Linked DNA regions of Homo sapiens: region 1 is linked to region 2. A link is an interaction called in ENCODE POLR2A ChIA-PET data of the cell type or tissue named here. Cell type or tissue: B cell. All regions are shown on one strand.

Region 1 (5,000 bases), 190 kb after region 2:
TGTAAGTTAATTTAAAATGGGTCTTACTTTGTATTCTGGAATTGACAAAAGGTGGAGAGAGATTGTCATGTGACCCAAGGTCCCTGCTGGTCATGTGGTCATAGGGAGTCCCATCTCCATAGTTCTGTAAATAAAATGACAGTGTAAGTTATTATTTTATATTAATAAACAGCACATAAACAAACATAGCTCCACTACCAAAACTTCTCCCCTCCAAAGAAATTGGAGTCCACTATTCCCTCCCTGGAACTTCACTAGAAGGAATCTGCACTTTCACAGGTATAGTGGCTAAAAGAAAGCTCTAGAGTCTACGAAGTCCAAATTTTCCTCATAATAGCTGAGAAATCTTAGGAATAATAATAATGGTATCAACTGCATGGAGTTGTTGACATGATTAAATAAAATAGTGTATGTAAGACACCAGACACATACAAAGTATATTGCTTATGTTAAAAATTATTATTTTAATAAGGCCACATTAAAGCAAAATTGTGCCACAAGGGAAAATTAGGCATAGCATGCAATGAATTGCTTTTCAAAGACCAAGATAGAGCCATTCAAACAATAACATTTGGTGTTAGGATACTGAAGTTTCAATGTTTTATTATAGTTACTATTGTGGTATTGTGGTTGTAAGAGAACTAGATTGTCACATAAGTAATTAACACATAAGAAAGTTAAGAATATTAGGGTTTAACTAGGATATGAACATCAAAACATTAGCATAAATTAGCATTTCTGGAGTTGGACAAAGCATGTCACAAAAAACAACCAGTTGTAAGGCAGACAAATTTTGACAGAAATATTTCATTATTACAATCAGCTTATTGTTTTAAGGGGAATTTAAAATTAAAACAATGTTCTTAAGCTGTCCAGTTACTTAATTTTAATGGGGAAATTTGATAACGCAATAGGAAAGAGTTAAAATCATCTATACTACATGGTTCAACTTTCAGTCTACTAAAGTGCATAAAGTGACCAAAAAGGGGGGAAAAAGTCATTCTGCTCAGCTGGTGGAACTGCCCATGAAAGTCTAAGTCAAATTTACTCAGAGGTATCGGTTGCATGTGAGCCAAAGGGCAAAATCTGCCCACACAAAAGAGAGGGCTGCTGCATGAACAAGGAAAAGACACATCCCCTCAACCTTAAGGAAAACTACCCCGTTCTCAATCACCTTTCCTCGTGTATAACAATTAACTTGCCTGATACTGTAATCTAATTCTGCCAACATGTCCATCTATAAAAAGAGGCTACATTTTAAATACCCATCATAGTACACTCACTCACTCTATACCAGGCATTGCATAATGCTAATTATCACTTATTAAGTGTCCTCATCCTAGATAGTGTACTAAAAGCTTAATATATATTATCTAATTTAATCCTCAGCACAGTGCTGTAAGGTAGACACTATCCCCATGTTAAGATGAAAAAAGAGAGACCTTGAAAGTACGCCTGGGTATAAATCTGCCACAAATGATTTGTCTCATGCAAACTTCTGGATTTAGAAAATATAAATTACACAAAATTGGTTTGAAATTATTCACCAATATATTCCTTGAGAAAAATGGCAGGACAGCTAACAAAAACCAAAAGCTAGTTAGTTTTAATCCTAAATTAAGATGATTCTAAACAGACCTTGTTTTCTGAAACACAATTAAAAGTACCATGTGTACTGAATGGATAAATCATAAGAAATTGTGAAAATCTGGATGAACTAAACAATTGAGGGGAGTTCTATGATCTCCACTTGCTGTCAAGGGGAATGGATTTATTTCTGCAAGTGCAGACTGTAACATGAGGAGGAGGAAAGATTTCCTCAACCCATCCATATAAAGCATTAGAATGTCAAGCTCGACAGCTGGTGTAAGGGCTCACAAAGTTACTGGTAAGCTTAGAGATCCTGCTGTACCCTGAACACTAGACTAAGGATCACAATGCCAAGGACAGGTGGAAATGTCTAGCTCTGACTTGCTGAAATGCCCTCATTTTGACAGCTTGATTACCTTCCCTGCCTCTTATGCCAAAATGGAACCTTCCCCCAACCCAAATTTGTGTGAACACTTACAGTAAAATGTTACCCTCCCTGCAGAATGCTTCATCTATATATATATAGCTGGTTGGGAAAGGAAGACATGCTGGTTTTACCATGTACACGAAGTGTACTTTTAATCTGGGGCATTGTATGTACATCATAAAAACTGACATGGATTTTAGAGGGCCTAGCAATGATTCAGTTAAAGAAATTTCATACAAAATCATGAATATTTAAACTGGAAGAAACACAGATGATCCTCTGGATCTACTTCCTCATTTTGCAAAATAAGAAAATGAGGACCCAAGAGGTGAAATGACATGCCCAAGATCATATACATACAAGAAACACGTATTGCTTAACCACCCACCCAACTCTTATTCCATGGTCTTCCTATTACATTCCTATTACATTATATTCCTTGGGTCTTCCCCAAGAAACAACCAATGCATGTAGGAAAACTGTGGAGAAGAATAGCAAAAAGTTGAGGGCAAATAAATGAATGATCCATCTAGTGATCAAAGTCCCTACTGGTGGAATGATAACATGTCTACATAGCGAAATCAACTCAGATTCAGTACGTAGATTATACTGGTAGGATAGAACTTCATAGTGTATCTTTGGGATTATTCAGTAGTCTATTCACACCAATACCTTATAGGGATATTAGGAATTTTTTTAAGTTTTTCCATCTACAACAAACAGCATTATGTAATATGGATCAATAACTGACAAAAGAAAGACCAAACATGTAACGAAGGAATTTTCTTCTGGTTAGCAGAAGTGGAACAGGTGTCAAATTGAATAACAGCATCCAATAAGAGAATGGGGGAAAAAAATTCCAAAGTCAAGCTGATCCTCATTAAACTTAGTATGCACATATATGCGTGTGTGTTTGTGTGCGTGTGCATGCCCATGCCTCTGTGTGTGTGTGTGTGTGTGTGTGTGTGTGAGAGAGAGAGAGAGAGAGAGAGAGAAACACACCTTCTGTTTGTCAATTTACATATGTGGGATGTCTGGTTGTGGGAGAAAAGATTAGATATACTTACCCTGGACGGGCTTGGATGTCCTCCATTCCCCCAGGACCCTGAGCTACTTCTGTCTTCTACATCTAGGGACAAGAGAAAAGTTCTTTAGGCTTTCTTGCAGTAATTTTTTCTTTTTGTATATGCACTTTCAAATTAATGTTTCAAATTAATCTCCTGTTGCCTTTAATTAAGAACCAGGCACCGGGCTACCATGATGATAGTGGCTTCTGACCCATCTACTTAAATTAACTCATTTAAATTCACAGTAGAAATGAACTGGACCCTCAGGAACCAGAGGTATAAACATAAAAATTACTTCCATCCTTCACAGTGTTTGATAGCCTCAGTCTTTATAGATGTGAAACTGTACTTAAAGTTTTATTACAATCTTTTGGATAAAATAAGTTTAAAAATGCACTAACATAACTTTAATGCAAAAAAAGTTAAATTAAGGTAAATATCCACACTAACACCTTTAGCATCCTCGCCATAATGCTCTTGGATCCTTTTTGTTCCATAGCCCAGGCTTATCACAGAAGACACCAGACATGCAACAGAAAATGAGACTGAGAAAGTATTCAGTAGTCTATTTCCACCAGCACATTACAGGGATATTAGGACTGAAACAAAACTTTTTTTTAGGTTAAGACAATACTGTCTCTGTCTTTCCTTTTTTTTTTAAACTAGACATACCATTTGGTCTATAATCCTTAATCTGGGTTTTGATATGTGGAAATGAATGTGGTTATTCCATTATAAAGCAATGTTTTGTTTTGATAGATGACAGTGAAAAGACCTACATGAACCATCGAAAAGTTGGAATTCTAAACTCAATACCAGCAAAGTTTTAATGCTGAGTAGATTACGAAATGTTCCATCCACGCTCCAAATGGCAAATACGCAGGATGGAAAGTCTAACAGCTAAGTTACCATATTAATTGCTTAAAACATAAAAGTGTTTTAAAGATCAGTTGCTCTATATTTAGAAATGGCTGTGAGATTTTTGATGAAAGGGCCTTCATAAGTATAAAAAGTTTCACTGTTATATTATTTTGATCACGGCTGATAACAGACGGCCATCACAAACACCCTCTGACAGAAGTGGAGGAGGAAGTGTGAAACTAAGGTTCAGGAGACACAATCCCATTTATTGTGTTTCCTCACATTTCAGTGATACTGTTTATTCTCTTAATGCTCTACTGTCATTCCTTTTATTATTACTGCTATTTTATTATCAGCAGAAGTAATCATAGTATAATTAATTTATTTATTTTGGGATACAGTAGAGTACATGGTGTTTCAGAATATCTTAAGAGATAGAAAAGCAACAACAACTAAGTTATTACCATTAAATTAACTTCTCTTTTTTTTTTTAATGACAAATATTATTTCACTTCCTTTTAGTTGGTGCTTCAGCAGATAACACAAACTGCAAACAGATGTCCCCTATGGACAGTTTAAATCAGTGCACTGTGAGCTTCAAGGCATGTCAAGAAAGCTCTCGGGACTGCACCAAGCCTAGAGAAAAGGTGTAAAACCTTCCCCAGATCTGCTGTTTAACAATCCAACATGCTGGCCTATCCTGTATATGTTGAACTGAAGCACACAAAGAAGCTACTTACAACCCTCTGGGATTCGCACATAAATAAATTTTGTAGCCTACACGGTTCTCTTAATTCTTAAACAAAAACCAAATATTTTCAGCCAAAATAAAAAGTGTATAAATAACAAAATCTCTCAACCACTGCAAGCTTTTAAAAGTCTGGCGCATCTTGACTTTCTTTTCACCTATAACAGCCAGCTTGGATTCATTTGAGAGATTTCTCCTCTTGAATTTGGCCAAAAAGTAATGGAGGAACAGATTTGAATCCCTATAAGTACCATAAGATTTCAAATTGTTTGGACTCATTTTATCTTTTCAATTTTAAAAGAGGATT
Region 2 (5,000 bases):
TTTAGGGATAAACTATAAGAGGTCCTCTTAGTCTCTTACTCCAGCTATTACTGTCTTTCCTGCTTGCTACAAAGGACATGAGGAGTGTGACAAAGTGCGAGGCTTTACATGCCCACTATTCGTTCATTTTAACTTATGATGCCCAAGAGTCCTGTATTTCGTGTCTATTAACAGAGTAATTGTTGGAAATGTTTCCATTACTGATATACTGGTTGATAATTCAAACATTAGAAAAATATAATAACTGGTGCACATAAATAAGAATAAAATCATGCTTTGGGTTTGGGCAGGATTTCACAACCTTAGCACTACTGATCTTTTGTGCCAGACAATTCTTTGCTGTGGAGGCTCTCCCATACATGACGTCATGTTTACCAGCACCCCTAGCCTCTACGCACTGGATTCCAGTAGCATCTAGCCCCTAGTTGTAACAATGAAAATGTCCCCAGACATCACCAAACGTTCCCTGAAGGGAAAAACTGCCATCAGTTGAGAATTACTGAAGTAAGGGTTTATGTTACAAAAAAATAAAAGAAAACAGAACTTCCTTTAAAGGAAAATTCCAGACTCCTAGGACTGTTTCGCCCTGTAGTGCAAAGACCATGCCTAAATCATGCCAGACAGTGAGGACTCTATCCTGTTCTTAAAAAGAACTCTGCCAAGTCATTCCAAACATAAAATCATCTACAACAACCCATTCCAAACTTTAACCGCAAACTCCATTCATCTGAGTGATTTTGTGTGGGTATGTGTAACACAGTAATGATTAGCTGTGGGATTCTGTTGGACAGGCTAAAACTGTAAAGGGGATTTAAAGACTAAACATCAGTAACTTGACAGTCGCTACTGAAATATGTGGATCTTAAGCTTTATAATTACACATTCTGTTATAACATGGCATAAAGTGATGAAGGCAATGATGTTTTTAAAATATTTTATCTTTACAGATAATATCAACTTGGCCAAATTATACCCCAAATAATCCAGGAACAGCGCTTAGCTTTTTCTTAAACTATCCCTTTGTTCAGTATGGGGCTAGCCAGATGCTAAGAATAAAATTATAAGGAACTACCATTATTTTCAACTGAAAGGACACCAACTGCTACTATATATTCAAAGTATTGTCAGTGTCAGATTCTTCTAAGTCACTTCAGTAAAAGATTTTCACATGGTTAAATACTGAAAGTACAATGACAACTAGATATAATAATTCAATAGTTTCACTAACAGTGGGAAAATTCATTAGTATACATTGCAAGATAGCTTATTCATGTCTCCTTTAAAACAAAAACTCTACTCTCTGAAATCTGTTAACTGTTCAGATGAAAAATGAAAATCCTGTGTTTCGTGATAGGTAAATGGCATTGCAAATATGGCTTCTGATATAGCCTACTGGGTTACTACTTCAAAATGATATTTTCTCTCTAGTTCATAATATTGTTTTGGTTCTGTAAAATTTTTTCTAAAAGGAATATAGTTGGTTTCCATTTTGAAATTATACTTTTTGTGCATGGAAGCACATTTTAAAGCTACTTCCCATGCAGTGAACTGGACTAGGATAAAATCAAATCGCCTAACTCAAAACTCTTGAGCATGATAGGAGAAGAAAGAAAGAAACACAGAAGGGAAGAAAAATTAATGTCAAATGGGCAACTCTTAAAAGAACTGAAATTCCAACATGCGGTATAGTGCCTAAAACTTTTATTTGTAATCAAAACTTTCCTTGCTCATAGGACACATACAGTTTTGACCATGAGTTCCCACAGAAGTGGAAAATGATGGTGCAGAAATGAAAATTTTAGCCAAAACGGATTCTAGCATAATAATAGTTGATATAGTTGATATTTCTCTAAGCTTTCACTCTAATATCTCCAAATAGGAGGTGGGAAAAGAGAAAATTTGAAAATAAGTCATCTGCTATTTACTGGAAATGTGCTGAAATGTGAGATAGTTTGTGATTTACACATTCAATCTTGGGAGGTGATACAAAAAGGCCAATACCATTTCCACTGTCTGCCTCTCAGGAATGTATAGGCTAATTGACTACTTAGCATCTCTACCACTAGGACCAACTAAATACGGATTTTCAAGGATATCAGAAATCTTAACTTCTGGAATTTTTTTGATTATTGGAGTAGGAGATCAGATCCTGTTTCTTATCTGTACTGGTTGAGCAAAAGAGAGCAAAGACCACATGAATCCAGAATGATTTCCTTTATCAGAACAGAGAAAGAAACCTAAGTGTAGATATGAGAAGAAGAAAAAGGGGCAAATGCAAGATGAATAGTAGTGATGTAAGTATCACCTGGGATCACTGGATTTCCCATATGCTTTCGCATTTGTAGGATGTGAGGTCCACATATTGTTTAAGCTATGTTCTTGCACAAGGGATTCAAGTTTCATCTTATCTGCATCCCAAATCTCACTCAAGATCTAGGCTCTTTCCTCTCTTTAATGACAGACTTAAGTTCAACAGTGGATTCTGGGCTGTGGTGATATTTAAGGCTAGAAGAAAGTCAGCTGAGTTGTTTCCTCCAGGATAAAGAGACATACTATGATAGATGAATGTAGGTGATGGACAGAGTGGAAATGTTTAGTAATGAAAGACCTAACATTCTAGAGCCCACCAGTTTTCACCTGGAGTGACGCAAAACACAGTATGAGTGGCAGGCTGGGATGGGAATTAAAGTTAAAATACTGAAAAATGGGAATCTGATCTATGTAGAAACCTCATGGTTTCTCTTACTGATGGAAGTCTACAGAAAATACAAACTCCTTCTTTTGGATACATCACAACAGGCCAAAGCTGACATAGGCCAGTCAATGGGAAATGAAATGCTCCTGGGTGATGCATATAATCTACCGACTGTCACTCTGCCCTCTGCAGTACATCTTTTGAAACTACAGATAGAAAAAAAAAAAAAAAAAAAAAAACCAGGAACCACCATGTTAAGATTCTACAACTTAAATAGGTATCTATTTATGTACCCAAGGAAGCTGACATTGTGATAAAGAAGGCACAGAGCAAAACACAATAAACAAAAGAACAATGCCAGAGAGAATCTGGAAGAATTTACAAAGGTGATTTGAACCTGTTATGTCTTTGATCACAGAAACAATACAACTTAAGAATAATGGGTGTGTGCCATTTTTGCACTTATTTGCAGAGTCCTTGTGTATATGCATGGAAAGACAGAGGACGAGGTTTAATCAACTAGCTGTGACATTCCCGTTACCGTGTATGTCTGCCTTACCAAACGTTCATGTGGATGCAGGCTACAGTAGCTGCTGGACTGTGGAATATGAGAAGAGTTGCCCAACATTCCTGCATAGCCAGGCTGATTCATCCCACTGGAGGAGCTCCAAGGGTCACTGCTGTGATGGCCATCTGTAAAGGACAAAGACAACCATGACTTTCTGAGGCATTCAGCCTTGCCTTATAGAATAGGGTTTTTTCATATACTTGAAAATGACTGCCTGTTGTGTTATTCATCTTTGTGTTGGTTAGCTGATTACATCAGAAGACAGTCATCATTTCTTCCCAAGTGGCTCTATATTGTCAAACAAATATAAACACTTAAAAAAGTTAAAGTGTTCTTGGTAAAAATTGAACTGTAAAAGAACAACAGAGTATATTTCTACCATGAATTATGTCAAGTCGCAAGGTAATTACTGCTAAAGGAAACATTTCTTAGAAGTCTTCTAACTGTTTTTTCTATGAAAACCAACTAAAAAGTTAAATTGTTCCTAAACTTTGGGGTGAAAAGTACTTGAGAAATTACAAAGTTGACAAGTTTTAAAAGCATGTAAAGAAGTATTAATTTTAAAAAATCTCAGATTGAAAATGTTTAATTTCATTTTTAACATATACAATAAATAGAATTAAAGTTGGAATTATAATTATATTACGGCATGCAGAGAAGATGAATCTCAAATATATAGTTCTTAGGATATTTTATTTTTATTTTTTGGTGTATAGGTATATAGCTATCTTAAACCTTCAGTAGCAATCCAAAGGGTACAAACATGCCCTAGGTAGCTATTATATTACAGATATTTTTGAGAGTCTCTGGATTTTATAAAACGATTTATGAATTATAGAGGTTTAAAATTATATAAAGTATCTTTCAACATAAGGTTAACCTTTTGTTAACATTCTTATTAAAAACATCCCTACGGATTTTTTCATTCTCTGGGCCTATTGGCCTACAGGTTATTATTAATGATTGCTAATGTTTAGGTTTGGTTTCCCAAGCCTAAGGGAAAAGATGATCTACATTACTGCTAAATTCATTCATTTTTTCTTTGTTTCAATAGTTTAACAAAAAGTATTGAGTACTAGGTATACACTAGGCCATCAGCTGGCTGTTAAATGTATAGCAGATATTGCTTCCTTGAAAATAAGATTATTTTCACCATAACATTTTATATAGTAAAGGCCTATTAAAAAGTTAGGCAATAGAAAAGTTAAATCTGACACTGTATTTCGTGAAGCTCTTTTTCATTGAGTTCTTAAATCCGGAAGTTAGAATTTTGTAACTGGACTCATTTCATATTGGGAGGAATAGTTTGCAGATTCCTCTCTTTAAGAACCATGCAAGCAAAATCATGTCTGTGATTTTGACAACTTCAGAGTTTTAACTAGAAGATGGAAATTGAAGTTACAAATAAGAGGCCACAGTAGTGAGTTTACAATATGCCCCAGACAGTTTCTGAACATCTTTCACCTTAATTGCATATTCCTTCAAGTCTTGAATTCTCAGGGCACCAAGTACCCCTCTACTGAAAGGAAGCTGATGTGGGACAGGACCATGATGCAACTGTTTCTGTGGCCATCATGTGAAAACACATGATTTTTTTTAAAGTTATCATTCATGTACTTGAGCTTTAGTCCTTAGATTACAGAGGTTTAAATGTCACCTTAAATTCAAATATGAAGTTCAAGATCACTAACATTTTAAATAGATGGCACATATGACAAATAAATTGAAAACATATAT

The links. Peaks named below come from ENCODE experiments on the same cell type or tissue, not always from the same donor. Only the 100,000 strongest peaks of a DNase experiment are listed, where the experiment ranks them.
Region 1: POLR2A ChIA-PET joins it to region 2 with 9 read pairs; 1 of 35 experiments calls an interaction of 5 or more read pairs at or near these places.

The regions. Positions count from the first base shown.
Region 1 is chr18:55,460,992-55,465,991 of GRCh38, forward strand. TCF4 (transcription factor 4) reads right to left here. Exons shown (of 20, transcript NM_001083962.2): 4 at 3,085-3,146; 5 at 28-124. The region is part of intron 1 of TCF4-AS1 (TCF4 antisense RNA 1); the gene reads left to right. Among named protein-coding and RNA genes, the nearest start is that of TCF4-AS1, 11 kb to the left of the region's middle. In B cell, a CTCF peak has its summit at 4,501; a DNase peak (open chromatin) is centred at 4,520; H3K4me3 peaks cover 409 bases; H3K27ac peaks cover 1,520 bases.
Region 2 is chr18:55,272,365-55,277,364 of GRCh38, forward strand. It overlaps TCF4 (transcription factor 4), which reads right to left. Exons shown (of 20, transcript NM_001083962.2): 10 at 3,255-3,388. Among named protein-coding and RNA genes, the nearest start is that of LINC01929, 150 kb to the left of the region's middle. In B cell, CTCF peaks have their summits at 2,880 (motif pointing left) and 3,085; a DNase peak (open chromatin) is centred at 2,827; H3K27ac peaks cover 4,399 bases.